2 separate regions of the Homo sapiens genome follow, and region 2 is linked to region 1. Evidence: read pairs that join two places in POLR2A ChIA-PET (ENCODE). Cell type or tissue: MCF 10A. All regions are shown on one strand.

Region 1 (4,000 bases):
ATCTTACTTGCAATAAAATTGAAGGAGGACCTAATAGTGTTGTCAACGATCAGATTCTTAAAAATATTTTTGGTGAAGGATTACCACTGTAATTTTTCCTAACTTCGACCGGCACTGGTCCCAGCGCCCAGGCCATCTCCCAGCGGTGGCAACATGAAGCCAGGCGGCTAGGGCGGAGGTGGCGGCCCTGATGGCGGCGAGCTGGTGGCCAACATGCTCCCAGTCGCTGGCGGCGGTGCCTGCTCCTGACCTGGGCTCCACTCCCACCCCGTGCGCCAAGCGCAGCCACCGCCGCCCACAAAAGGATTTTTCAAATGTTTTTTTCGCGGGGAAAGAAGTTTGAAGACTACTGCAATAAACAACAACAGAGAAAAAGGAAGAGGAAAGAGTATAAAGATTTTTGCTTATATCATGTGAATTATTAAAAAGAATGAAGGGAAGGGGAAATTATTCAATCTTCTGGCCCTCCGCGTACATACGAGGCAGAAGTCTGACATCTGAAGAAGATAAAGTGAGGCTAAGTACCTTCTCTTTAAAGACACACCTAGAAGTGGAATCCATCATTTTCCTTCTACTCCATCTGCTAAACGTAGCTCATAGCCAGAGATGGCTGTAAGGGAAGCTGGAAAATATAAATCTTATTCTGATGGCCAGCTGCCCAACTAAGAAAATAGAGTGGAGACCTCATTCTCATTTCTACAACTGCTCGCACAACTTTAGTTTGGCATTAATGATTTTCCTTTCCTTTTTTCCAGGCAACTGCTCTGTTCCTTAAGGCAGGTCAGGCTGGGTGTGGTGGTTTACATCTATAATCCCAGCATTTCAGGAAGCCGAGGTAGGAGGATTGATTGAGGCCAGTAGGTCAAGACCAGCCTGGGCAACAAAATGAGACCCTAACTCTACAAAAAATTAAAAATTAGGCAGGCATGGTGTCACGTCCCTGTAGTCCCAGCTACCTGGGCGACTGAGGCAGCAGGATCGCTGGAGCCCGGGAGTTTGAGATTACAGTGAACTATAATCTAGCCACTGCGTTCCAGCCTGGGTGATAAAGCAACACCCTGTCTCAAAAAACAAACAAACAAAAAACAAAAGTGGCAGGACATTATATCACTGCTTCACATTTTTTGCCATTAAATAAGTTCTTGTTTGGAGGCCATATTGACTAAGAAAGCATGATGTTGTACAGGATTTTCAATAAGGACACGGATGTTGGTGTAGGCAGAAGCATGATGGGTAGGGGAAGCCTATCCAAATGCAGAATTAAGTGTCTCTTCTTGTTATGGTCTTCTACATGATGAAGGGAGCCTAATAAAGTCAGCCTGGCAACAGATACCTAGTGTTGTGTTACCATCCTGGTGCTAGGGTTTGCTACCCTGCTGAAAAATTAGGTACTCGACAATAGCAGGATTGGCCTTTGTAAGGGAAAATTTCTTGTTCAGCTCATACATATGCCATTCCTGCAAGCAATTATTGGCATTCTTTTAGACAATTGAAGTCACACTCAGCAGGTTAAGGAAGAAGTGTGACGAACTTCCACAGAAACAGTTCTTTTATGTATGTAGTTATGAAGATCCTTTCTCCCCCTACGTAGGCCTGTATGATGAGTTAAATACAATATATAGGATATGTTTTAGTTAGTGGAACTGTTTGCTTTGTAATAAGATCCAAACAAATAGTGGCTTAAGTAAAACAGAAGTTTAGCTATCCCATAATAGCCTAATCATAAGCTGTCTGGGGTTGATATGGTGTTGGGGATCCAAGTTCATTCTATCTTATTGCTCTGTCATTCCTAGAATATTGCCTGCATGCTTGTGGTAGAAAAGACTCACCACTATAGTAACATGCCAGGCTACTGAAGAAGGGAGAGAGTGAAGGCAAATTCCTTTCTGTTTAGAAGCACAACCCAGACGTTGACCCAGCATGACTCATCACTTCCTCCTACTTTCTATCCACAAACCTTAGTTCACAGCTCTAATAGCTGCAAGAGAAGCTGGAAAGTGTAAATCTCATTCCCATGACCAGGTGTCCAACTAAGATTTGAGAGTTTTATTATCAAAGAAAGAAGAAAAATGAATATTTATGAGTAACAAGTAGTCTTTCTCTGGTCAAGAAATGAATATTTACAAGCTTGGAGATCATTCTGAGCCTATTGAAACTTCATACAGATTTTACTCTATTTCTCAATTTATTTTTTGAATTGAAAATTTAAAGTTTAGTTCTCAAATTTATTAAATTTTAAATATTTCAGGTGATACTTTAACTTATAAAACAAAAAACTAAGCAAAATTAATATTTATGTCACTATGAATTTGGGGTGGTGGTGGGAGTAGTGATAGAAATATCAAGACTTAAAGATATTTCTAGTTGATACTATTTCTTACTGTTTTTGGTACAGTTACTATAGTTCCCAATTTCTAAATGGGAAAAACATAGCATAGAGAAATTTAGTGGTTTATTTCAGTTACAATTTGTGGCAGGACAAAACTTAAATTATGATGGATCACACCACAGGCCTCTTCCCAGGGTTTGCAAACTGAAATGCCTGCAAGACTCAAGTAGGCAACATAAATAAATAAAGTACATCTCATATAGCACAGTAGGGGTGTCAGGGACCTTGGTCAACTTGAATAATTACACTCTAATTAAAGAGGTCTGCCAAGACAGTAGTCTCTAATTGCCATTTCCCGCTTACAAAAGGTGGTAGAGATCTTTAGGGAAATAGTGGATTCCACATCTAGGGCAGAAAATGCCTGTGATAGCTTATGAAGCTAGAAAACCAGGAAACACTCAAAAGAATAACTTGAAGAAGAAGTGATTTTTTAAAAGTACAAAGGAACTAATTAGAATGAATTTGTGAAGATTGAAATGCATCAAATATATAAAAATTCATTTGTTTGAACTAAAACAAAAAGAACATCTCAATGGTTAGCCATTAGAGATTGTTAGGGCATCATCTGATTACCGTGAAAATTAAGGGAAAGAATCAAGCATATATTCTTTTTTTTTTTTTTTTTCTGAGCTGAGTATTGGTCTGTTACCCAGGCTGGAATGCAATGGTGCAATCATAGCTCACTGCAACCTCGAACCCTAGCTCAGATTATTGTCCCACCTCAGCCTCCTGAGTAGCTGGGACTACAGGCGTGCATCACCATGCCCAGCTTTGCCCACTTTCTTGGTCCCGTCTTCTCACTTCTCCATGTGTACGTATTACCAGGCTCAATTACTGGGAGTTCGTCGAACAAGCCATTGTTCCACATGTCCTTTGTATATCCATTCTCTGTATCATTTTTCTTCCCTGTTCACCTGCTGAACTGCACGTTGGTGATGATTCTGCACAGATATCACTGCTTTACAGAACCTTCTTCACTTCTGCCTTCTCAGACCCAGATGGCACAGGCAGCAAACAAATGCCTGTAAACAGTCCTGCTTAACTGTGCTCTAAAGCCCCTCAAAGGCACCCCTGGCGGGGTGTTGCTTCTACCAAGATGGCTGGTTATACACCTTTGCCAGAAGAACTAGGAAGCCAATGCTCTAGCTTTGTGGCAACACCAACAGGCATGTCATCCTGCTGATTTAAAACTTTTAACATGGCCTGTGAGTACTTTTGGTGGCTCTCCAAAAGACAGTACATAACTACATTCATGCACCTGTGACCAGGTCACTGGGATAGCATCTTGAGACTGTCCAGTCCCTGATGCCATCCTATTGCTAGTGAGCATCACCACTAGAGTGAGCCTGCCTGTCCTGCCCTTCCCATTTCTACGTCCACAGTGTGTACACTGGAACAGACATTGTGACTGATCATCTAGGAAACTGCCTGGTCCTCAGATATCAGAGCTATCTGCTCCTTGACCACGATCTCTTGTTTGTTGCTCTAGCTCGGGGAGACACCCTCCATGGTCACTGTCATTTGTTTATACCACTACTCCCAGACATACCAGCAAAGGATTTGAGAGCAGAGCATCTCTAGCATCTCTGAAACAGATGAATCACTGGAGAA
Region 2 (4,000 bases), 1.7 Mb before region 1:
CAGGGTCTTTTGTGTTTTCATATGAAGAGTTGTATTTTCTATTCTGTGAAAAAAATGGCATTGAAATTTTAATAGAGATAGCATTGAATTTTAGATCACTTTGGGTACTATGGACATTTTCACAATATAATTTTTTCTACCCATGAGCATGAAATATCTTTTTATTTATTTGTGTTTTCTTCAATTTCTTTCATCAGCATATTACAGGTCTTTCACCTCATTGGTTAAATTTACACCTAAGTATTTTGTTGTTGTTCCTATTGTAAATGGGATGGTGTTCTTAATTTTATATTTGGATCATTTATTACTAGTATATAGAAATGCTACTGAGTTTTTGTATGACGATTTTGTATCCTGCAACTTTACTAAATTTATCAGCTCTAATAGGTTTTTCTGGTGGAGTCTTTAGGGTTTTCTCTATATAAAATCATGTCATCAGCAAATAGAAACCATTTTACTTCTTCCTTTCCTATAAAAATGTCTTTTCTCTTGCCTAATATGCATCAATTTTTTAAATATTTACAAAGGTTTAAAAAGGCATGAGGAAATTCACATAATATTAAGCCAGAAAAATAGAATGCCAAATTTTGTGTATCATGCAATGTTAATATCAGAAAAAGTTCAGAATAAAGATTAAAATTTTGGCAATGATTATCTCTAGTGAGATTACTAATGAGTATTATGCTTTTTATATGTTTCTGAATTTTCTAAATTTTCTTGTATATACTTTAATTCAGAAAAAAACTTCAAACATTCACTAAAATAAAGTTCAAAAAAAAATCTAAAAGCCAGGTCTGAGAAAGCTGAAATTCCCAGATGTCATTGTATATGATGGAACATATGCAAGAAGGATAAGACAACATGATTCTGTCTTCAGGATGTAGAATAGCCTTTATGTCATGAGTTTTGCAGTATTCCAAAGGCTGTCAATTTTTTCACATACGGTCAGATCAAAACTTTATATAATTAGACAAGTTGATTTAGCTTCTAAATAACAAACACATTTATTTTTCCTAATAGTAGGCAATTAATTACTTGGCTAGTTTTAATTCAATTTCATTTTGCACTGGATATTTAGACATATAAGCTGTACCTTAAAAAAAGGATTTCCCTGAATGGACGGTTAACTCTCCACCTCTACTCCACCCACATTTACAGATGAGAAAACTGACACCAAGGAGATATGTAGGAGAGAAAAATGATTACAAGCATTCAAGATTCAGGTCCAAAGTACTCCCAATGGATTTGTTGTTTGTGAACTAATATGCACTCATGGAGCCTCTATAATGTGCAGCTCTATGCAAAGCTCTTTTCCTTACATCATCTTGTGGAACCCCCATAACCTCACAGTAATGAAGACGTTATTTCTAGCTATACTGTGGAGTTGGGGAAAATTGTTAGGCTCAGAGGTTATGAGAATTTCTCAGGATCACTCAGCTAGTAAGTAGCCAAACTGGAATTCTCATGTAGACCATTTGACTCTGAAGCCCACCAGCCTTCTAACACATAGAAAACAACAGGTTTTATTGTCTAAGGTCATGGCTTTCCATCCTCAATATCCTTGGATATGGCACATTTGCTACCTGCCTCTACTTGTAGCTACTTGAGTGAGTCATGGTCAGAATCCATTTTTCTTTGGTGTTAAAGAATGCTTTTGAAAGGGATAAAGGTGGAAGATACTTCCTGTTTGGCACAGTGTATGAGTATGTGGTTATAATAATCATCTCTTGCCCCACTATTCTCACAAGTTTTTAGAAACTCCTCCCTCAGAAGATGCCATCACTGGTAGTTGATCCTGGGAAGTTGCCCAGTAGTTGTTCCACATGTTCCCTCTGTACCAAAACATAGACAAATCCAATTTTCTCACTCTGTTTCTAGGTTGATGTCAATTTGAATCATGGCTTGATGAAAGAGAGTAAAATGATGATGGCTTGGAATAATTTAATCTTACCTCTATATAAAATATAATTTCTTTGGGAATTTTGTGGGTTTTTCTTTTCTTATTGCTTATTCTCTCAGCATTTATTATAAATCCCTTCTCTCAAAACAAAAGAACACTAACATCTCTCTCGTTTAACAGAGACTGCTTTAAACATTGCTCTCTCCTCCCTTCCCACCTCCTCTTTGACTAAACCAAGATTTTTCATTGTGAAGGTTTGACTCATGATAACCTAGGCAAAGAAAGGTCACTTTGGTGTCTCTTATGAACAGCAGCATCAGCAACACCTGGGTGTCACGCACGTCCTTGTGAACAGAGTCCACCAAATAGGCTTCGTTTGAGCAACAAGGCTGTTTATTTCACCTGGGTGCAGGCAGGGTGAGTCCGAAAAGAGGGTCAGCGAAGGGAGATAGGGGTGGAGCTGTTTTATAGGATTTGGGTAGGTAGTGGAAAATTACAGTCAAAGGGGGTTGTTTCTCTGGTGGGCAGGGGCGGGGGTCACAAGGTGCTCAGTCAGGGAGCTTCTGAGCCAGGAGAAGGAATCTCACAAGGTAATGTCATCAGTTAAGGCAGGAACCGGCCATTTTCACTTCTTTTGTGATTCTTCAGTTACTTCAGGCCATCTGGATGTACACATGCAGGCTTGGCCTCAGAGGCCTGACACTGGGGTCTTATTAGAAATGTAAATTATCAGGCTCTAGCCCAGACCTACTAAATCAGAAATTCTGGAGATGTGGACCCAGCCAATTGTGTTCTTAAAGCCCTGCAGATGATCTTGATGTACCATAAGCATGAAAACCATGTCCATATAAATGATTTTCTTTTAAAAAAAAGTTTTAGGTGATACAGTCTACAGCTCTGAAGAGATCACTAAGATAGAGTGAATTAAGTGTTCTGTATTGACTGTACACTTACTAGTGTTGGCAGATAAAATACAAGATGTCCAGTTGAATTGAAATTTCAGATATACAGCAAATAAAATTTTGGTATCTCCCATAAGATATTTGGGACTTACACTAAAAAAAAGTTGTTTATGGGAAATTCCAATTTTACTAGGTATTCTGCATTTTTATTTGTTAAATCTGGCAACCTGATCACCAACCCATTTTTCTGTAAGTGAGTTCTGAGAGGTAGGAGTAACTGCCAGTTTGGTGGGACCAGGTAACTTTTCTTGTTTTGACTGTACAGTAGGGCAAGCTGGTAGGAAACACTATGTAATTCCTGCCTGTGTCTTTTATAAGCCCTTTGCTGCATGCTGTGATTTGAGAAAATGGTAATTACTATACTTAACATTTCTTGTTTATTTTGTATCATGGAAAAAGAGAATGTCTTTTCTCCATTTTAACCTTAATAAGAAAACACAAGGTGTCTTCCTCCAGAGAATTTCAGAAAATCGGGCAGAGTGGACAAAATGAAATGGAGGTTGTGGGGTGATTAGAAAAATAATAGAATGGCAGTCAGGAAGCTGGGGCTAATTTTTTGGTCAATTTGTGTGTTAGGGGAGGTGGTATGAGCGTATGTGTATATGCATGGGTGCATGCATGGATGGGGTATACAAGATTAGAAAACTAATACTTAACTGAATTTCTACTGGTGTCAGGCATTGTGCACAGTGCTTTGCATATCACGTATTTCATCTTGATGTTATTTCAGAAACATTCCTTGAGAAAGGTATGTTGGGACAAGGTAGCTTAACACAGATGTCAATATTGCCCCTCCAATGCTAAGTGTGCTTCTCCAAGAAGCCATTACCTCTGCTTTGCCTGCATAGGTAAAAGAAGACACCTATTTATATTTATTGCCCATGGCTTCCCTTCAAGAAGGACGTATGAATACTTTTAGAAGAGAGGGAAAATATGTCCTAAACTGCAAGGAGTTCAATTCTGAGGTTGCCCTGAGGAGAAATCTTCTAACAAGCAGCTATGGAAGCATTGAATGATTCACTGAGATGTAACACGATTCCAGAGAGACTCAGCTGAATGTGGTTCACAAATGTAATCATCTTATTGAGTACCCTGATCTAAAGGTACTAATTATGAAGCACTGTGAAAATGACAACTG

Evidence for each region. Peaks named below come from ENCODE experiments on the same cell type or tissue, not always from the same donor. Only the 100,000 strongest peaks of a DNase experiment are listed, where the experiment ranks them.
Region 2: POLR2A ChIA-PET joins it to region 1 with 5 read pairs; 1 of 35 experiments calls an interaction of 5 or more read pairs at or near these places.

What each region holds. Positions count from the first base shown.
Region 1 is chr3:161,161,607-161,165,606 of GRCh38, forward strand. The region is part of intron 1 of LOC124906300 (a long non-coding RNA gene); the gene reads left to right. Among named protein-coding and RNA genes, the nearest start is that of NMD3, 58 kb to the right of the region's middle. In MCF 10A, no CTCF peak of the experiment used is centred here; a DNase peak (open chromatin) is centred at 1,895.
Region 2 is chr3:159,478,561-159,482,560 of GRCh38, forward strand. The region is part of intron 4 of IQCJ-SCHIP1 (IQCJ-SCHIP1 readthrough); the gene reads left to right. The region is part of intron 1 of SCHIP1 (schwannomin interacting protein 1); the gene reads left to right. Among named protein-coding and RNA genes, the nearest start is that of MIR3919, 200 kb to the left of the region's middle. In MCF 10A, no CTCF peak of the experiment used is centred here; a DNase peak (open chromatin) is centred at 1,701.